Regions from separate parts of the Mus musculus genome. Here region 1 is linked to region 2. The links are chromatin loops, found by intact Hi-C in ENCODE. Cell type or tissue: heart. All regions are shown on one strand. Each heading gives the region's core, and the rest is flanking DNA. Links, peaks and the distances in the headings are about the cores only.

Region 1 (11,353 bases), core at 2,170-10,169, 140 kb after region 2:
CACTCCACTTTATTGAAAGGAACTATGTAGGTTTTTGTTTTGTTTTGTTTTGTTTTGTTTTGTTTTGTTTTAGAAAGAAACAAGTCCAGAAGCAAAAGCAATGAGCCGAGTTATCAAGAGCAATGAAGCCCACCGGTTCTGGGCTTCCATTTCTGTGTTCCTTTCTCTTACAATGGCCACATGTCTTTTTGGCCCTGCTTACTTACCATAGTCAGATAGAAATCAAGTCAGACCTATGGGTCATGGGGGCAATGCTGAAATAGTGATAAGGAAACTAGGTTGGACACAGCAAGCAAGGACACAGTGCTCAACTTACTGACTGCAGGATTCCAGTCTATAACCCATGTAAATCCTTGGGACAAAGTCAGTGTTGCCCAAATACTTTGAAAGATACTTAGTATCTAGAGAGCGTGTGCCCGATGTTGAAGCCTATGGGACTATTGGGCAACTAGTGCCCTCTCTGGAGACACCAAATGGTTTTGAAAGAATGACATCCAGGAAGCACGGGCTCTGGCATGAGGCAAATCTAGGTTGAGACACTAGTTCTGTCATTTCCTCCTATACGAGCCTGGGAAAGTTAGATGCTCCATCTCCCTTGGCTTCAGCTCCTTAACCAGGAAACGGGGATGATAACTACTGCTGTTGTAGGATTATTAAACAAAGAAGGAATTAAGTGTGAGGAAGCTCCCTGTCATGGCACTGGTATACAGGTTAACCAACACTGGAGGAGGGAAAAGTCATTAGGAGAAAATCTGTGCTTCTATTTCCAAGTTTTCGCTGAACCCCTGGGAGCGGCTTATGGGAACTCAATTGTGGGACATCTCTGATGCTTCAGGTAGCTTTATGGGGCCTGTTCTCCTAACAGGGTTCACTGGCAAAGGGAACTTTTGCTTTTCCGGTGGGTAACATTTCAGAGTGCATTCGCAGGACATGTTGGTTGTCTGGATGTGTAACTTGGTGCCTGTGTGTGCTGGTATTAAGGCAAGTCCCACCAGGTCTACTGTGATCCTCATATTATGCTAAACAGAAGACAGACCTTAGAGCAGCCCATCTTGGTGAACTGGCTGCAATAACTGTTAACACTGTTAAGCCAGTTTTGAGATGGCAAGTTCTCCGTAGCTTAATAGCAAAACCAAAAGAAAGAAAGAAAGAAAGAAAGAAAGAAAGAAAGAAAGAAAGAAAGAAAGAAAGAACCAACCAACCCTTATTGCTTCCTGTATATTATCCTCAAGTCAGACAATGCAATCTGGATAAGAATTCCACCCCAATGCAATTCTTCCACTGTGGTTAGCAAACTAGCCTGTTGTTTCTTTGTGTGGAACTTGACCTAATCACAGGTAGGGTGTAGAATCTCCCGTCATGCTCTGAGATCTTCTAATAAGTCATTTAGCATTAGTATTGTTCTATAGTCTTTCAAGTTACACACAGCATGTAACAGTTTCTTTAAAAACAATAACAACAAAAATACAAAATAAAAGCACACATGCACATGCATGCATGCACACGCACGCACACACACACCTTAAAGTTTTGTAAATTGACAGTATTCTAAGGCTATGAGGCTAGTCGGTATGGAGGCTCAAAACAGCCCTGTCTCTCCAGTCTCAAGCACTTTGTTTTCTTCTCCAAAAGCCCTCACATCTGCTAAAGGGACAACGAGGCACACGTCTGACAGCCTCTCAGGACACTTACGCTTGGAAATTTCTTTTCCGGGTGTCACAAGATAGCAGAGACCAAGGTGAGAGGGTAACACTTGGCAGTGCTATTTGCCGTCAAAGTTTATTTTTGTTTCCTGTCCAACAACCACAATCTGGATGTTTCTGATGAAGAACAGGAAGCGTCAAGTATGCTGTAAAAAAGACGCCCCACGCTTGGAAAAGGAATGCAGAAAGGAGCAATGATGGACCCTGTCAACACAAACTGGGAGTTCAACTCTGTTTCCATGTAAATTTTCAACCATGCTGTTAATCTGCTTTGATCTCAGGTCATTTCTTTTCTTCCAGACTTAACCTCCTTTTTGGTGAAACACTGCTAAACGAATCTGGCCTAACACATCTTGCTCGTTGTACCTGGAAGACCCAACTTTCTCTGGTAGATAGTGGGTTTCTGTTGCTATTTATAATTCATGGAACACTCATTTCTAGGTGCCTTAAGAGCATCACAGAACACCATCTTAAATATGTATTGTACCATACACACAACAAGATAACAAGGCACAGTTCATGCGAAGGAGTCAGCACACTCTTTGGTACCCAAGTAGGTACCCAACTATGTCTAGACCTCAGCCTTCTTTTAGTATATGAAAGCACCTGGATTGTAAGGCCCATTGGACAGGCAAACTTTATATGCCCCAGTACAGGGGAACGCCAGGGCCAAAAATTGGGAATGGGTGGGTAGGGGAGTGGGGGGGGGTGTGGGGGGGACTTTTGGGATAGCATTGGAAATGTAATTGAGGAAAATACATAATAAAAAAAATTATAAACAGCAAAAAAACCAAAAAAACAAAAAAACGTGCTTTTATCTTAGCGAAGGGAATTGAGGGAACCGGCTATCAAGACTTCTTCAGCATACATTGTAAGTGATACTAAGGTTGGTGTGCTGGCTACTTTTATGTCAATGTGATACAGTCTAGAATCATCTGAGAGTAAGGAGCCTCGATTGAGAAAATGTCTCCATAAGATTGGGCTGAGTAAATACCCGTAGGACATTTTCTTAATTAGTGATTGATATGGGCGGGCTCAGCCCATTGAGGGACCACCCCTAGGCTGGCAGTCCTGGGTCCTATAAGAAAGTAAGGCTGAGCAAGCCACGAGGAGCAAGCCAGTAAGCAGCACCCCTCCATGGCCTCTGCATCAATTCCTGCTGTCAGGTTCCTGGCATGTTTGAATTCCTGTCCTGACTTCCTTTGGTGATGAATAGTGTTGTGGAAATGAAAGGAAAATAAACCCTTTCCTCCACAACTTGCTTTGGTCATGGTGTTTCCTTATGGCAATAGTCATCCTGGAGTGGGACAGTGCTCATCACAGCCATGTTAACCCTTCCTAGGACAGTGTTTAATCACAACAATGGAAGCCTGACTAGGAGAGGGAGTGCTTGCAATTAAAGGGGCACCAGTGTAAGACGTCTGAAAGTCATCAGACCGTCCAGCATTCAGGATCAGGTCTAGTTTAAGGCATTGTTGAAAATGTATCCTGACTGGGAGCTACAGAGAAGCCCAGAATCAAGGGTCATTTATCTACAACCAAAATGGGAAGCCAAGGCAGAAAACTGAAAAGTTGGTAAACCTCAAGGGCTAGGGTTGCCAGTGTTTTAGACACTTGCCATGTAAGCATATTGACCAGAGTCCAGATCTTCAGAATCTTCATAAATGCTGGGTATCTGGGCAAATCAATTGTAATTTCAAGATGGGAAGGTAGAGACGGGGGATCCTTAGAGCAAGCCCGCTAGCAAGACTAGCCATTATTGGTGAGCTCTAGGTTTGACTGAGGGGAAGCTAACTCAATGAATAAGGTAGAAGAACACTGAAAATGATTCTAATAGCCACCTGAAGTTTCCATATGCATGTAACACACATATGAACTCTCTCTCTCACAGGTACACCTGTGCCTGGAAACATGCATACATGAACACATACACCACCACACACGCAAATAGAAAAAGACAAATCAAAAGGAGCCAAAAGCATATTTGACTCAGAAGAGGAGAGGTGGCTGGCTCTGAGAGCCACAGCTATGGACGCAGGGGAGCTGGGAAAGCCACCATAACTGTCTGGATTATGGGACTTTTTTTTTCTGCCTGATTGTGGTATACATAGTCAAATCTGTTGTACTTTAATGGGTCTGGCCTGGAAAAAGGGTTCACAAGTACGTCTACTGGCTCTTCTAAACCTTCTAAATATCCTGATAAAATGTAGATCCAGGCTGGGATACTGCTCCAGGCTAAATAAGCTTACTTGGGACAGTGCTTGCCTAAAATGTAGGAAACACTGGGTTTGGTCCCCAATACTCCATAATCCTACCATGGTGGTACATTCCTATAATGCACCTATCACTCTGGAAGTGGAGGCAGGAGGATTAGAAGTTCAAGGTCATCCTTCACTACACAGAAACCTAGAGGCCAACCTGGGCTCAAGTGAAGAGAAAAGGGACACCTTTCCAAATGCTGGTTAAAGAATCTGTATTCATTACTTTTGCAAAAATAAAAATAGAGTAAAATAAACTGTATTATTTCAGAGTTCCACTCAGGCTAGTAAATTAATATGTCTTGAAGCCTTGGTCCTAGTATCTGTATTTTTGATAAACATACTACTTGTTAGGTATTGGGATTTGGGGTAGAGGGCGACTGTTTTTTTAAAGTTCTAAGACTTTAAACAACTGTCACACAGTACAGCACGAGGCATGTAATGACAGCGCCCCTGAGTACTGTCCCTGTGTAGTCTTATGAATCACTTATTTCATTGAGCCTGAACTCTTCATCTCACACCTGGTGTCAGTGAATTCCTGTGTAAGAATTGTTGAAGATAATAAAGGAAAATGCCATTTCTAAGATCCAAATGTTTATAATGATCACATTTGGGGGCCAAAGTAGAATTTTGTAAACTTCCAAGACAAACCTGATTGAGTTTGTGATTTTAAACTTACCTATGTTGTAGCCTCTAACTACGAATGTCCTATAGGGCTCTTTGGTGCTCTATTATTCCATTCAGAATTTCTAACTTCATTTGATAGTTAACTGGAGTACCTGGTGGTGGGAGATGGACCAACTTGCTGATCCATGAGGGAGAAGAGCTGGAGGGGCTAGAAGTATTTGGGGGTCTGCTTTCATTAGAAGTAAATGGATACACTGTGTGGGACAGTAGCTGGTGTTAAGAATGAAGAAATAAAAGAACCATGATTAGAGTCCCCAATGGGTTGATGAATTAGAGAAGAGCAAGAGACAAAGGAAAAAACAGCTCAGTAGGAAAAGTTCTGGATGATCCTGGAGGAAATGATCATTATCACAAACACATAGGCAACGTCTCGCCAAACGAGGATAATAAGCTGAAAACGAGCCCGTGAGGTCCAGCCAGCACTTCAAACATGGCTGTATGTGTTGGCTGCACTGACTGAAGCACAGTTTGAAGGAACTGTGAGGCCCTTTTCACTTTAGCATACCTTTATGGGCCTTCCTTGTCCAGTGCTGGACTTCACAGTTTAAGAAGCAAAGAGTCCTTGGACTTAGTTCAACAGATAGAAATAAAGATGACGAACATCCTGGAGAAGAACCACTCTGGGAAAGCAGAAGGAGCTGGGGTTATTTAACCTAAAGAGAGGAAAGCTACAGGGACTCGACTCTTCTATTCCAAGAGCTAAAGTTGACAATCACCAGATGTTCTTGAGGAAAAAAGATGCGTAAGTCCAGCAGAAGAGTTTCACATAAAGCAAAACAAAGTCTTTCTTGTGAAAGTCTGTCCTTTGAATTTGCTCATGTGGAGAGAGAGGGAGAGAGAGAGAGATATTGATTGATTGATTGATTGATTTCCAAGTACTGGTCAAATAAGCTGCATTCACTTCTTTTGCATGGTTGCAAGCAAAATACCTGATAGAAACAACTAATGAGAGGGCAGATTTGTTTTGAACCGTGGTTTCAGTTCATCACAGTGGGGAGGGCAGAGCAGAGCAGCTCAGTTCCTTCTGTGGCAATAGGAACAGAGTTGGCTGCTCACAAGATGGTGGACCACGAAGTAAATGGCTTGGGGCTATGACCAGGAGTAGATAAAACCTTCAGAAGAACACTTCTAGGAATCTACATCTGCCAGGTAGGCCTCACATCCTGAAAGTTCTTGGAGTCTTGAAAACAGTGCCACATGTGGAGGACCAAGCCCTCAAAATTCAATCTGTAATGGACACTCTAGGTACAAACTCTAACAGGATAAACATCAAACTAGAATATGAAGATCATGAAAAGCAATAGCAGGTGAATTTGGAAGCTGTCCCAGGTCTAGGGCAGAGTTGTAGTTTGAGGCTAGGGAGTTAGCTTTTCTGTAATTCAGTTTTCTCATGTGTAAAATAAACATAACTGACCAGATGAATTCCATTGTCTTTCATGATTATGTAGATTCATATTCTGTGATATGGGAGAACAGTCTGATAGTTGTGGGTTAACATCCTAAAGTGTTCTGGCCACTGCAAAGAAACTAAGAAATGTGCTGAGAGATTTGGGCATTGACCCTAATATGCCATATATGACACCTGTTTGATGGGCTGATGTCATGAGAGGGCCAAATTGGAGAGAGCTACAAGGTCTTAGGGAGGAGTATCTGTCTTTGAGAGAAGGGTGAAAGAGAGAATGCAGTCCATTCCAGAGATAGGGGTGTGGGGAGCAGAAATGGAGGATGAGGAATACCAGGAAGCCACCTTGGAATGAGGACAAGGAAAGGAGGGGCTGTGGTGGAATTCCAGGATATACTGATTGGTTGGTGTGGATGTTGGTGTGGATGCAGAACTCATATGTTGAAAGTCTCACCTCCAAGATGATTACTAGGAGAAAGGAGCTTTTCCTCCTAGCGCCCTTATGAAAGAAGGCCAAGGGACCTCTTTAGTCCTTCCTCTATGTGCGAATATAATGAGAAACACCACATTATGAGCAGACCATTCATTCACTCACCATCAGGTCTTCCTGAATCTTTGTCATGGAGTTCCCATCTCAGCTGTGAATGATAAATTTCTGTTGCCATCCAGTCTGGGATATTTTGCTATAACAACCTAACCAGACTAAGACTGACTGAGATGAAGCTTTAGTTAAAGGACTGCAAAGATGTTAAGGAAAACAGATCTTAGTTAAAGGACAAAGCAGACCCTAGGTTATAGTCTAGACTCAAAATAGATGAGATCACTCCAGGGACTGTCACTTGTAACCAAGAGTGTCAGGGGCACTGTTCATGTAGGGAAAGATATTCACTTCTTCATAGTCCTAAAGGTTTGAAAGCACTGAACATTGAAGCTAGATAGTTGTTTTCTGTTTAGGTTGGGAATGGAATTGAGACAAAACAGGAAGAGATTATAAATGACTTTATAGCTTTAAGAAATGGCCTGAACCTGGACTCTTCCTAATGATGCAAACTAATTTTTATGTAGCCCATTGACCGTTATTCCAGGACTAATTTCTAAGGAATATCAAACATTAATGTGGGCATAGTTAGCCCATTTCATAGGTGAGTGGGTGAGGCTTAGAGTACATAGTGCTTACCTAAGCCAATCAGAGAGTTGTAATAGTGACTTACATCTGTCTGCAAAGTCACTGTCCTGCTTATAACATCAATTTCTTGGAAATGGAACAGGAAGGTCATGGACAAATGATTAATGTTTTGAAGATTATAGCTAAGATTGATGAGCAAGATATGATTAAGTCTGGTTGCTGGTCATTTTCTAACATGGTGGGTGGACTCTAACTGGTGGTTCTGGCTACTGAGAGCCATGCTGGGACACAAGGAAGACATTTTAAGGTGCTCAGAGGCAGCGTATTAAAGTGAAGTCCCTTCTCATTCTCTCTGCACCACATCCATCAGTACAAACCAACCAAGAACAAGTGGAGCATAGTGTCCTGCTTGCCCCTCCCATCAGATAAAGAGGGCTCTATCTCTTTGAACAGAAATGTTCCCATTCCTTTTTCAATCACCATATCCTCCAGGAGCCGTTAGTAATTCTAAAGCTCCTAATTCTCCCTGTCTTGTAATTCTTTCCTACCCATAAGGTGTGTTAGTGATTCTTTTACTTTAGATCTTGACAAAGTGTTAGTTATTATTATCATTATTATTAAGATGGGGTCTTATATAGCCAAGACTTGCCTTGAATTCTTTATATAACCAAGGATGCCCTTGAATTTCTGATCTTTCTTCCTCCACTTCCTAAGTGCTAAGATTATAGGTATATACACCATGCCTGGTTTATGCAGAGCCAGCTATTGAATCCAGGGCTTTGAGAACGTTCGGGAAGCACTCTACCAACTTGTAGAGAGAATATCTTATGCCTGTATGCATGTGGCACCGTCAACAGTAAAGCTGCATGCCTATGGCGTAGGCAGGAAATAGGAGGTGGAACACCTGAGAGGCAGAAAGGGTTCTGGGATAGTGCCAAGTGTGTCAGATTCACCCAGGAAGATGCGACAGAGTTCAGACACATGGTGCTTGAGCACAGGTAACCCGCTATGTGGCAGAATGTAGATTAGAATAAATGGGTTATTTTAAATCATGACCTAGTCAGAGAAGAGCCTAGCTGTATGGCCAAGATATTTGTAAATATATTTTAAGTCAGAGTCTTATTTCTGGGAGCATGGGGCTGGGAGGAAGACCCACCTAACTTTTATTACAACAGAGCCGCACCCTTAGCCCCTCAATGCTCACCTCTACTAAGGCAAGACCCAAACTTCAGAGAGTTCAGAGTTCCCACTGAGCACTGGCATGTCACTTTTTCTCATTCCTCACTGTGTTCTGTGTTTAGACACTCTCCTGGGCCAGGCTTCTTTCTGCACTTGGTTGTAAGAAAAAGGGCTTTATTTTCCTTTCAAAATAGTCGACAGAGGCCTGCTGGAAGTGAGGAATATGACTAAGTGATTTCTTAAAGTCCTTTCCAGCCAGTGATTCATCAGACACAGAATTTTAACTTGGACTGGTCTACTGGTATTCTGAGCCAAATGTCTCATTTCTGCAAATGAGGAGAGTGAGGTCTGTAGAGGTCAAGAGTTGTGGGGGGCTGCCTGCTACAGTGGAAAGAATATGGGACTTGACGTTTACAGAGGTCTGAGTTTGAGACCAAATACCAACAGTGACTTGCTGTGTGACCTTGAAAACATCAATAACCCCCGTACCTTACTCCAGTTTCCACAACTGTACAGTAGAGATAACGCCACCTTCTCTGTTTGCTGTCTAGTGTCAGCCTAAGGACACTACATCTAAGAACAGGATAAAACATAGTTCAAACCTGCCCCCTATGTTAAAATTTTAATGTAATCTGTCCAAGGTTACTTGGTGGCAAACAGAATCAGCATCTTCAGTTCCAGTGTCACTTAATTCTCATCATCCAGTATGTCTCCTCAATGTTTTTCCCATAAGCCATCATGCTAATCCGATCTCCATGTGCTTTCTTTTAAGCTGCTTACTGCACATAGGCCCCAACTGTAGGACTCCAGATTGGCTTAGCCAGACTGCAGAGCACCAAGTTGTTAGAGACATCTCAAGCAGCCTTCCATTATCTTGTAGTGATGGCTCTCAGATGCCAAGCTCATGATGGCCAGCCGATGGGTTGAGTTCCCAAGTGAGCTTTCTAGGTAGCTTAGCTTCTTCAACCAGATTCATAACATCAAGCCGGAACATGAGCGCTGTCTTCTGATTAGCACTGAGTGGACTACCAGGTTCGAGCACATACTTTGGATTAAAACAGAATGGATGTAACCAGCAGAATGAAGTAATACCAGGCATTCATACTGGAGAGAGATTTGGGAACTTGCTCGGTGGTGATAGCTGGTTGACAGCACCAATCTGCGATAGCTTGCTTAGAAGGGGGTGGTAGATTGATCTCACAAATGAAACATGGGTCCAAGGTTATGTGTTTCCAAGGACCACTAATGAGAAGAGGTCACTGGTCTCTGAGCTCATTCACCATTATTTGTGAATTAGGAAAGATTACATGTTTCGTTTGGCTCCACTATTAATCACAGGGTATACTGAATCCTCAGGAGGCTGACCCAAATCATTTCTTCCACTTATCAAGTAACATGTACCTCCACAAAGACATTCTGTGACCTTCTGTTCAACCTGCCTTTGCTTCTTGTGTAACTGATTCTCCTCCAGACTTAGTATTGGAGATCCTTCTTCCATATATTGGGAAGAGTGGGACTGCTTCTTTAACAATGAGCCAACGAGTGCAGCCAGCAGATTCACGTTCCCCTGTCCTTTTGAGCATGAAAAAGTTTAACAATTTCCAGAAATAAGGGGAAGGTCAAGCTTACAATCAATAGGGAATATTGCCTTTTGCCATGAGCCAGAAAAAAAGAAAAAAAGAAAAAAAAAACCTGAGGTGGGGGAGGGGCCACCTTGAGCCAGTTCAGGCAACAATTTCTATGTTAAAAAAGAAGTTGAAGTTGGAGCCATGTGGTCTCCAAAGTAGTAAAATATATTTTCTTACCCTACACTTCATGTGCCCATAACCTTCCTTTTAAATCATCTCTAACCAGCCTCAAATCACTCTGACCGCAAATCATTTGGTGGCTTTGGTCTCCAGGCAATGGAATGTGCTGGAGCAGACAGGGAGTCGGGGAGTAGCTACCAAGTGCGCTCTGAGGGAGCTCCCACCCCCACCCACCCTAGCCCCTACCCCCCAGGCGTATGGACCTCAGCAAGAGCCTTAAACGTTCTACACTGAGATAGCACATGACATCATAGCGCAATCATTCCAGAAACACACACACACACACACACACACACACACACACACACTCACACAAAACTGCAAGGGTTGCAGAACAGCAAACGCAATATGACACAAACCACAGAGGGCAGATGGAGCCCAAGAACAGTTTTCCTTATGAAAACATTCACAAATACCACAGGCAGACTGGCAGAGGCAGGTTTAATTACATTCACAGAAACTCATTGTGTCCATCAGCACCGCCAACTTCAGGGCTGACCAACGAATGGGAGGTCACTCACTGAGGCTGTCCTGGAAATGGGACAGCCAGGAGAGCCTGAAGTTCTATGTCCAGGTGTCTTAATGAGCACGTGAGGAGTAGAGTGGACCCAACTGTAGCAAATGCTCAATAGCCCTTGACGAGAATTCTAAGGGACCCAGAGCTTTGTAGTAACCTGTCTTTAAATGTATAACTGAGGAGTTAAGAACAGCCCAAGGTGTGAGAAATCAATTATTCAATTCATGATTAATTTACGAGACACTTAGCTAAGCTGTCCCAGGCACAAATAAAGCTCTTGCGACTGCCATCTGCTGTCACATCAGAAGAGCCGGCCGTGTGTGCTGCAAGTGCAACTGGATCTTTGCTTATTTTTATTTATTTATTTAAAGGAGCTTTCAAAGCGTTAAGTATACAGTCTTTGGAGGGATGGTGAATGCATGAGCGAGCGAGCCTGTAGGCACCTCTGGGAAACAAAGTTTAACATACACTGGCTAAGTATGATTAAGGCTTGAGAGGGAAACATGTTCCAAATAAAAGTGCTATTTTAGTGTACCTAGCTATCGTTTTACTGTTTTACAGCTGTTGCTAAAGTGAGCATTTTCAAGGAGGCTCTGCAGAACTTCTAGGAGACAAGAAGGATATGTTTAAATGGCCCCCCGAGAACTTTCTAATTTTAGCCCTACAGAATCAT
Region 2 (11,353 bases), core at 1,816-9,815:
TGGATTCCAGCAGTATAACTTTACAAGATAACCTTGGAAAATTATACCACTGATCATAAATATCTTTGCCTTCATAGTATTAATCAGCACTAATCTTAGTTGTTACATAACACTCCATTAATTAAAACAAGGAACTTAGCTATATTTTGGGCTATTAATTTTTAAAAAATTGTATGTGTTACATTAAACATTTTTAGACTTTTACATTTTCCCTCTTTTGAGTTATTCCCTCAGTGCAAGGGCAATAGTGGTTTAAGAAATACGATGCCTGGGACTGGGGGGTGGTTCGATTGGTAATTAAACCCCCAGAACCCACATAATGTACTCAGATGTGTTTGTTATCCCAGTACTGGGGAGGCAAAGACAGGTGCATGAATCCCTGGGACTTGATGACCAGCCAGCCTAGCCTACTTGGTAAGTTCCAGGCCAGTGTGAGACCTCCTGTGGTTTGAGTAAGAATGGCTCCAATAGGTTCATTTATATAGGTGTGGCCTTGTTAGAGTGGGTGTGGCCTTGTTGGAGAAAGTGTGTCTCTGGAAGTATAGCTTTACATGTGGGGTTTTTGTTTTTTGACCTTTTTTTTTAAATTAAAAAAAAATTGGTATTTTATGTGGTATTTTGCCTGAATAGGTATCTTGCCTGAATATGTTTGCAGTGCCCATACTCCTGTGCATATGCATGCGTGACCACAGAGGCCATAGGAAGACATTGGGTCCCCTAGAACTGGAGTTCAGGCAGCTTTAAGTTGCTCTGTTGTTGAACACGGGTCCTCTAGAAATGTAGCCAGAGCTCTTACCCATTGAGCCACCTCTTCAGTCTCCCTGCTAGTTGTTTTCATTGTTGTTGTTGTTTGCTCTTAAATATTGAGTCAGTTTATGAAGCATTTCTAGGCTGCAGTTGACCATCTAAAGGAGACAATTTTGAGTATAATAGTGTCTAATTTCCATTTTCAATTCTCTGACTGTGACTGTGACACAACCCTTGCATGTTACAGAAGAGTGGGGCAGGTGGCACTAAGTGAAGATTATGTTTACATTTAAGGAGGTGTAGACCCAGGATGTACTTAGCATGCTACAGTCATCTAAAGGTGGTGGTCAGTCTTTGGGGTGTTGAGACTGTTTATCGCCCATCTGTCAGATCTGTGCCCAGACTCTTCTAGTTCTTATTAGATAGAGGTCTAATACGTCCTTATTCAAATGTGGGTGGTCCCCCTGTGTATCTGGAGTGGGAAGAGAAGAACAGATCTGTTCTCTACCCTAACTTAAAGCTGTCAAAGGACTTAGGTTCATTCAAGATTTTGAAAAAGCTAACTCAGGACCAATGCCTTGTATTCCTCATTAGCTGTGTCCATTTAAATAGGTTTCTAGTTATCAGGAAAGAAATTCCATAATGTTGGGTTTGTGGCACCAACCAGTGACAAGAACACAAAGCAAATCAGATGGCATTTCTTATTATGCCTAGGAGTATTTGAAACTCTTCTTCTCAAGCCATGTCCTGTCTAAACCATAGTGTAGACAAATACTAATACTACTACTACTAATAATAATATTAGTCCTCATCCATACTGTCATTCATAATGTTGCTTTGGGAAGTCTGGAAGGTGGTATTTTGAAGACACACAATGGAGGTTCTCTTCAACAACTTCAGTAACAACTTGCATATTTAAACTATACACAGTAAGGAACTCCTAGTACATAATGGATACTTGACTATTAGGGTAAGTAGTCTGCATTGTTTTTAAAGGATGCTTAAAGTCAAGGTTTAAGATAGTTAAACATTGTCTTTCAAGGTTCTTAGTAACTTCAGTTATTTTCATTTACAAAGTTTTAATAGTTACAGATAAGAGAGGGCCCACGGAGTTTCCCAGTATTCATCTTGTGTGTTTTTGTGTGTCTCTGTGTTACAAGATACAGTTTATTTATTACTTCAGCAGTTTCTAAGAGCTTCTAAGCATGTCTGCAGTTGTCTACAAAATACCACAGAAAAGGCTAGACACAGCCTGTATGTTTCTATGTTTCACCACTGTTTAATAGCTAGAGATGCGTTCACTGTCGACTTTGTGTGTGTGTGTGTGTGTGTGTGTGTGTGTGTGTGTGCGTGAGAGAGAGAGAGAGAGAGAGAGAGAGAGAGAGAGAGAAATTCCTTTGCCATTCTGCCGCATTTCTTTCCCTCTCCCAGATTGCTTCCACTCTGACACACTTCTATTCTGAAAGATTTCAGCATCGACTTCCTTATTTGGTCGCTGGAACTGCTCTTTGTCTCGTTCAAACATTCTGCTAAGCTTGCAGACTGCCTTCATCCCCGCCCCCTTGCCCACTGCTCCCCCTTCACTCACACACACACACACACACACACACACACACACACACACACACACACACACGTAGCTGGCTTCCACTGTTTGCTCTGACTCAGCCTTCTCTGAAGTTCATTAGCCAATCAGCCACCAGTTATGCCCATTTAAGGAGTACCTTCTGCAAATCAAAAGGAAAGAGAGTTTGGGAGGATTGTTACTCTGCAGCAGTCACTGGAATTCACCCCAAAGTGTGTATTTCACACCGCTGCTTTTCTCATGTAATAAGGTATGTATTAAAAAAGAAAGAAAGAAAGAAACCAACCCCAGGTAAACCGTAAAATAACCCAAACCCTCAATCCTTCTCACCCCAGGCTACTTAATTAAAGGTTAATGGCAGCATCCTGCCACTTAGCTCTGGCTGACAGAGTGTGATCTGGTTTGGTTTTCAACTTTCTCCATGCCAAATGTTCCAGCTAATACTTTAAGAAAATATGTAGCACAGGCTTAAGTGGCTCTGCCAACACATAAAGTAAAGGTCTGTGCTCCTAACCAAAGGAGACACATTTCCAATGAATTCTGTCTCCCTTGCTCTCTGGAGTTGAGAACAGCCAGGCATCCGAAGCAAGCGTGGAAGAATCCTTCCTGGCCTCTCAGCTTGGATGTGTATGGAAAAAAGCTCCCCGCTCTACATTCCCTATTTAAGAAAGAAGCTGCCCCAGCCCCATCCAATAAAACAGAGTAGTGTTTCCTTACGTATAAACAACCGAGAAATTCCTCCCAAGCAAGCACACAGCCTTTTGGGTCTTGGAACAAAGTGGCCGGTGGTATTTATTATGTCAAATAAACACATCATCCACACTGCAAAGGGGAACCTGAAACAATAAGCTGAACAAAGCAGTTTTCCAGCTTTTATTCCCTTAGCAATTAGCCTTTGTCTAACTGGACTGAAAAATTAAGAAGGAACAATATTTTTTTCAAAAGGTACCCTTATGCAATTAATATCCACAGTTTGTTCCCAAGGCTTGTTCAAAAACAAAAATAAAAACAAAAACAAAACACACACACACACACACACACACACACACACAAACACACACACACAAAACAAAACCAAAAAACCAAAACCAAAAATGGAGTTCACTTCCAGAGGCTAGAAACAAAAATATACAGGATATACTAAAGTTGGTATTATTTCTTATTTAGCCACCAGTAACGATCTTTTTTCTTCCTTTGTCCATTGTGGTAGTTGCTGAGGCCTCATTATTTGCCAGGCTTTGTGCTAGATGCTGCTACCAACACTCAAAGCTACCAGTCTGGTCATTGCACAAAGCATACTGAAGGACCCAGAAAGCATTCTTGTCCCTGTCCTGGTACCATAGTGCTTACCATGGTGAGTGATGTGGAAGCAGCAATTGGCTTACCAAGTTCTCAAAGTTTGTGCCGTGTTGCCCTTCTTTATTTAGGATACTTTGAGACGGGCTTGGATGAACTTTTGTTGGAGAAGACTCAGATCATTCTTGGCTGTAGACAGTGCATAAATGTACCTTCTGCAAGCTCAGCTCTGTGTCTGAGTACAGCCTAGTCCACATAGCAAGTTCCAGGCCAGCTAGGGCTACACATCGAGACCTTGTCTCATCTCACTGCGCATGTGCATGTACACACACACACACACACACACACACACACACACACACTCGTACTCAAATACACGCTTCCATTTATTTCTATTACTTATACCCTCAATGAGTCTCAGGTGTTTTACAGTGTGGCTTATGGGTTCAAATTTGTTTAAGTTTTACAACATATGAAACTTGTGAATTTTTTAACACCCCCACCCGTGTGTGTGTGTGTGTGTGTGTGTGTGTGTGTATGCAGACATGTACAGTGAGTTTGTATGTTTGTCAAAGTACTACCTTAGCTGTTTACTGTAGCCTCCCATCTGTTGGGACAGTCTCTGAGATTCACTGGTGCAGTAGGCCTGTGAACTCCTGGGAATTCTCCTGTCTCTGCCTCCTAGCTCACTATAGGAGTGCTGGGATGATGGAGGAACGTCACCACCTTTGGCTTTTACATGGGCTCTGAACTCAGATCATCATTGTTATACAGCACATTACCATTATGTCATCTCCCCAGTCCCAGGAAGTGGGGAACCTGTGCATCATTTTATTTCCTTCTACCACAGGAGCACCATACAGTTCTGCTAAGAGAAAACAGTGCTGTTCTAACTGGATGTGGTAGTATATGACTGCAATTCAGCTAAGACAGGAGGCCTATAATTTCAAGGTGAGCCTGGGCTAGACAAGAAATTCAGGGCTAGCCTGGACTATATAATGAACTAGTCTAGGTATAGGAAATATTGAAACTCTATGCCAGAAATATTGAACAGTGTCACCAGTATGTACTCAAGGTCTCAATCCTTGGGAATGATTAACAAATGCTAGCAAAACCCAGAAGGACAGACTGGAAACAACTATCTGTTGTTCCTTCATTTCATGCTGCCTCTTCGGAAGAAAGAGCTTACCCGTTGACTCTGTTTCTTCCATGCCTGTCCCTGGCCTTCCTCATCCTCACCTTGCCCTGAGCTTAGGATGACTCCAGGACACTGGGAGCTCACAGAGCAAGATGGAACGGAGGTGAGCAGTTCTCAGTTCTCATACCAACACCATCACAGCATCTTTCAAATGTCTCTGGCTGAACTCATCTCATTTTCTGCACATTACTGTTGCTTTGCTCAGAACCAGGTGAAGGTTCTCATGTCTTCCTTCTATTGTGCCTGGGTTCTCAGTAAAAGGTTGGACATGACATAGCTAGAGAACACAAATTTAAAAATCTAGGATTCTGGTAAAATCATAATAGTGTCTTTGTATCATCTTGCTTTAGCTTCAACTTGATCTTACAGTTATAGTTACGGGGGGAAGGGGGTGTGGATACTACCTAGATCTTCAAACATGAGGTCAGAAATATATCAAGATATATGCCAAAATTATTTTTTTCACAGGGATTGCCTTTTTTTCCCAAAGAAAAGGAATCTATACTTAAAGAGCCCCAGAGATTACATATATTTCCATGCTAGTGTTTCAACTGTCTATTAGCCTTTGGGAGGGCTCTCATTGCTGGGCTTGTCTTCAGAGAGACAAACATCTGGGCTGCTGAGACTAGGTGGGGAATCTATAATCCAAAGAAGGGAAAGGGGAGGAGGGAGGAAGGGTGAAAAGGAGGAGAGGAAGGGGGGGATACAGGAAGCGAGGAGGGGACGGGGTTGGGAAACAGGAAAACTTTTAATTCACATTCTAATTTCCATGCCTGTTTAGAAAGTCTCCAATTTTCTAATTTATACTCCAGGTTTTGATGGAGAAAAAAAAAAGAGAGAAAATGGTTGCCATATGCTTCCCCACATTTGTTTTAAATATGAAAATAAACACTCAGACACACATACAAACACACACACACACACACACACACACACACAAACACACACACACACACACACACACACTTCATCCTAAACCATCAAGTCAATGAATATAATTGAAAGCTGGCTCCTCAGATTTGACTCCGAATCTAAATACTCATCAAGGAATCCTAATTGAGAATCAGGCGTGTTCATAATGTCTTCACATTAAGTACAACTCACTTATTATTAGGAAAGGCTGTAGAGATGTCCCTTGAGATGGAATCTCTTTGTAGAGCAGCAAGCTGGGGAAGAAGATCGAGGAGCTGAAACCAATAACTGCAGTGTGTTGCAAGCATAGTCTCGAAACATCTGGCCCGCTCCAGATTGCTCTGGACAATTCCCTCAGAAATTCCTGCCAAGCTCTGCAGTCCAGAAATGCTGCCCTCTTTGTCCACACAGGCCAGTTCTGTCTGACAGTTGCCTGGGATGATATGTCTGCAAACGTGGCCCTGACCCTTGTAAACTAGTTACCTTTGCGAAATGGCAAGCAGAAAGGCTCTCTGAGCAAAACCTGTGGATACCTCCCAGTGATCTGAATTAACCCATTTCTAAGGAGATCAGCATTGGACAAAGGGTCTCGGGGAATCCTGGCCTGACGAGGTAACAGTCTGATGAGAGTTTTCTTGGAGGTCAACCTACTAGAACAAGAAGAGTTTCATCCAACTGTTCATTGACATGAGTGTTGCCAGTCCCTATACCCGGCTCACCTCATACCTTTAACTGTGAATACATGAACGTGTGTGCCTTACTTCTTGCTGTGTAACTTTTGGCTTTGTGCTTATCGTCTGGTAAGCCTCCTGAAGGAGCTGTGCAGCCAACTTTCCTTATCGTGAACTACTACTTTTTTTTTTTTTCGTTTATTTCATCACCTTTAAATTTTTTTTTTAATTTTGTTTTTATTGGAGACATAGCCTGGTTATGCAGCCCTGACTGGCCTGCAATGTCCAATTTAGATCAGTCTGGACTTAATCTTGGGGTCAGCGCCCTGCCCTTGCATGTAGCACGCTTGCCTGGTCAGCACTAAGAATTTTTAAAGCACAGCTTTAAAAGCTGTATCTCCCAATGTTTCTTTCACATTTTTTTTCTTGTCTTCTTCCACCCTTGTCCCTTGCTTCCTTACATTGCCTACACCAAAACTGACCCGAAAAGATGTCCAGAGGTTGCCAAGGAGCTAGTAGGGTTTGTTTGTTTGTTTGTTTGTTTGTTTGTTACTTTGTATCACCAGTAGAGTGGGTGGAGCTGCTTGCCTGAGTGGAAGACCACAGCTAGAAGGCAGCTGAAGAGTTCACGAGAAAGACTGGGAGCTGAGACTGCAGAAGCTGGGAAGAGCTGTAGGCCTGGACTCCGCAAGAGTTCAAGAGACACACCAACAACTACCATTTCTGGCTAGCCAAGAACGCCTGGGAGAGGCAGAGAGCCGAAGGCCCTTAGCATTTGAGGCTTGAGCTGTAAATTCAAGAGCCCAGGGCTAGTGTTACTCAATGTTTGCAGTGAAACTCCAAGGAAACAATCGACATAGTCCTGATTTGTATCTAAATAGAGCAGAAGGACCCTGGGCTGATGAGTAACAGCAACAAGAGATACAAGACAAACTTGAGGGCGGTGCTAGGTGAGGACAGGACTTTGAGCCCTCAGAAGAGGTGTATTTGGTGTAAAGACAACCCTCTTTTAAAGGCAGCCTTCGTTTAAGCCACTCCAACCATCCATGGTGTGTGTGTGTGTGTGTGTGTGTGTGTGTGTGTGTGTGTGTTTTCGAGACAGGGGACAGGGTTTCTCTGTGTAGCCCTGGCTGTCCTGGAACTCACTCTGTACACCAGGCTGGCCTCCAGCTCAGAAATCTGCCTGCCTCTGCCTCCCAAGTGCTGGGATTAAAGGTGTGGGCCACCATCGCCTGGCTGTGTGTGTGTTATAAAGGAAGTTACCTTGATACTCAGAGAAGCAAGGAAAACTCTAAGACAAACAACTATAATTTTACATGTAAATTCAGCCTTAGGATGGTTACAAATAAATGAATAACCAAAAGAAAAAAAAAAAAAAAGACAAACAAAAAACCCGGCAAAGAATTGTGTCAGACTTGGGAAGGTCTGGCAGGACAAACACAATCCTAAAAGAAGCCACCTTCAGTACAGGCCTCTGAGGATTAACATACTTTCCAAGGAACAGCAGCCACTTACAGTAAAATAATAAAACAATTGAAGTCACTACGGATACATGGAAATATGGTACTGTACGTGAGAGTAAGCAGAAGTAACAAAAGAAATGGACTCAAAAAACTTCCAATATTGGATTTTCAACATAGGATAATATTGTGGTTAGGGAAATGAGATGCCTTTGGAGGTGGTGTCTCATTTCCTGTTTTTCCTGTTTATTTCCTGGTTCAAAGGCTCTCATTCTGCTGATGTTTAATGTCCTTAGCTGAGGCCAATGCTAAACTCTGTGTCTGTCTAAGGCACTGCTGTTCAAAGCTCAGTGTTCAACACCGCTCAAAACCAGACCACTAGTTATCTCAGAAGCTAGTATATGTTATCCTGATGCTCTCATGGGCTTAAGTGAGGTATATGGCAGTGTTATATTACATATAAGGGATATGTTCTAGCGTTTCAACTGATCTTTGAGCTCTCAAAACTCTTTAATAGTTCTTTTCTTGAAATAGTTGTCTAATTAGATTCGATTGAATACCATTGTCACCTTGCTATAGAGTCATTCATGATATTCAAATGTTTGCAAAAGTCTGATATTCAGAGTTTCGTATTGTTCTCAAGTCTCTACAAAACCTTCAATTGGGTCAGCGTCCTCACTCTGCCTTGTAAGAGCCATGTTAGGTTCTAATTTGTACGTACATTTGTTTCCCTTCTTCTGGCCTTCTCTCTCTTTCTTTAGTTCCTGAGATGTTTTCTTACATTGTGTCTGGATGGCAGCAAGTTCTTCACTGACTGTGAGTGCTGAGAGGAGATATGTGGTGAGCTAGAGCCTTGACTACTAATGCCAGGCATTGTTTCAGGTACACAATTGAAAGAAAAAAAATGTAACTGTGAACGTTGCTGTGAAAATGTGCATATTAACATATGATTCATATATTTTCCTATGTTGTGATGTGAGAAAAGCAAATTAAATGAGAAGGGTTCATTTTATCTCACCATTTAAGGTTCAGTCCATCATTTCAGGGTAACCAGGGAAACAAGACCAGGAAGTAGCTGGTCGGACCACATCCGCAGTCAGGAAACAGAAAGAGATGAGTGCATGCCAGAGCCCAGCTTGCTCTCCTCATTTTATACAGTCTAGGATCCCTGTTCAGCAAATGCTTCCACTTACAATTAAGACTGGTCCTCCCACACCAATTAACTTAACCAAGCTAATCCCTGAGAAGCTAATTGCCCAAGTGACTTGAGATCCTGGGAAGCCAATAAGTAACGACCTAATACAATATACAAACACACAAACACACACACACATGTGCGCACCCCACCCCCCTTTGTTAATTGAAATAGATAATAAGCTCTAAGAAAATAGGATTGTCTTGAGATGTATGTATGTATATATATATATATATATATATATATATATATATATATATATATATATACATAAATATGAATGATCTGGAAGATGGCTCTGTGGGTAAGAATGTGTTCTGTGCAAGCATGGCAACTTCAATTTGAACCCGTAGTATCTGTATCAAATAGCCAATCTGGGGAGGTCTGTAACTACATTACTAGGAGTTACAGATAAGTAAATACTGGAAGGTCCTTAGCAGCCAGCAGGACCTAATATGTTCTGGTAAGTGAGAGATCCTGTTCAAATAGAATAAGGCAGAGAGAGAGAGAGAGAGAGAGAGAGAGAGAGAGAGAGAGAGAGAGAGAGAGAGAGAAAGAGAGACCCTCAGTGATAGGGATGTGCACCTGCACACTTCCATGCATGCAACATATGTACACTGCACACACCACACAGTGCACCCTCACACATAGGCACATACAATACTCTTATACTCTAATTGCTGCTTGACAACGATCGTTCATGTTAAGTGACTAGTGCATACAGTTGGACAAAGAGCACACATATTAATTTTTTACTGAAATTTTGGAGCAAAAGATATCAAGTCACCAGTGATGTGTTTATAAAAAGATAAAGAGGGGGGGCATATGTTCTATGGAGATGTAGTTGGGTATGGGGGGGAGGGGTGCCTTGGCAGGTCCGTGCTGAGGCATCCCTTCCCCATGAGGGACCAGCCACATGACCGTACAGTATAGAATAGAGTTTATTAAGGGTATGGGGAGAGGAGTTAAGAGGGTAGTAGAGGCAGAAAAAGGCAGAGAGAGAGAGAGAGAGAAAGAGAGAGAGAGAGGAAGAAGAGGAAGAAGAGAAAGAGGAAGAAGGAAGAAGGAAGAAGGAAGAAGGAAGAAGGAAGAAGGAAGAAGGAAGAAGGAAGAAGAAGAAGAAGAAGAAGAAGAAGAAGAAGAAGAAGAAGAAGAAGAAGAAGAAGAAGAAGAAGGAAGAAGAAAGAAGAAGGAGAAAAGAGTAGAGGCTGGCTATGAGCACATAGAGAAAGAGAGAGGACAGGAATGGGCAGAGGGCAGGAGCAGGAAGGGAAGAGCAAGAGCAAGAGCAAGAGCAAGAGCAAGAGCAAGAGAGAAGCAAGAGAGCAAGAGAGGAACAAGAGTACAAGAGAATGAGGAGGGAGCAAGCAGCCCCTTTTATAGTGAGTTGGCATACCTGACTGTTTCCAAGTAACTATGGGGTGGAGTTTAGACAAAACGCTAACAACTAGTCTCTAATTGTGTATGCTAAAGATGGTTGGAGACTTGATGATAACATGCTTGCCATTAACCTTTATTGATCATCTATTATACTGTAGTTGCTATGAGTCCAGATGAAAGGGCTTCAAATACAATAAACAACAACAACAACAACAAAATCACTGTTTGATAGGACCTCACAAGCTAGGGAAGCAGTGGCAAACCATAACCTCTCATGATAAAGTGCAGAGTGGAATAATCTATGAGAATATAAAAACAGGGCTAGGGGCTAGACAAAAGGCTCTGTGGTCAGGAGCACTTGTTGCTCTTGCAGAAGACCCAGGTTCAGTTCCCTGCCCCCATATCAGATGGTTTACAACCTCCAGTAACTCTGGTTTAAGGGAGGTCTGACTTTTTTCTTCTGGCATCCAGGTGGTATCTATGACAGGCATTCACATACAAATATAGAAAACAGTGACATCATCATCAACAACAACAAAATCTTTAGGACAAGCAAACAATTGATCAAATTTCTCAAAAACCAAAGTAACAGGGTCAACACAATTGCCTGAGTATCAAGGAGGAGAGAGGTGTCCAGGTTCACACAGAGGTCTTTGAAAGGGTGGGTGAGTCTGAGGTATGACAGGAGCTGGGGGCAAGGGCAAGGGCATCCCAGATCTGGAAAACACTAGGCAGAGAGGCTCGAGGTTGGGCAAGAACACTGCACACTTAGGACTGTGGGAAGTGGTTTGACACCCGACGGAAATCCAGGCAAGTTCAAGCATTGGATTAGACCAAGGACAGGGAAGAGTGCTCCAGGCCCACAGCCTTAAGAAAATGCGGAAGGAACTAAGGGAACATTCCCTACAT

What was found. Peaks named below come from ENCODE experiments on the same cell type or tissue, not always from the same donor. Only the 100,000 strongest peaks of a DNase experiment are listed, where the experiment ranks them.
Region 1: a loop joins it to region 2, with 2.4 times the contacts of the local background. A loop is called at or near these places in 1 of 42 quality-filtered maps.

Annotation. Positions count from the first base shown.
Region 1 is chr8:61,746,778-61,758,130 of GRCm38, forward strand. All of the region lies in intron 2 of Palld (palladin, cytoskeletal associated protein), which reads right to left. Among named protein-coding and RNA genes, the nearest start is that of Gm51576, 67 kb to the left of the region's middle. In heart, for the core only: no CTCF peak of the experiment used is centred there; no DNase peak of the experiment used is centred there; H3K27ac peaks cover 55 bases.
Region 2 is chr8:61,604,646-61,615,998 of GRCm38, forward strand. The region is part of intron 10 of Palld (palladin, cytoskeletal associated protein); the gene reads right to left. Among named protein-coding and RNA genes, the nearest start is that of Gm35254, 10 kb to the right of the region's middle. In heart, for the core only: no CTCF peak of the experiment used is centred there; DNase peaks (open chromatin) are centred at 2,336 and 6,076; H3K27ac peaks cover 1,701 bases.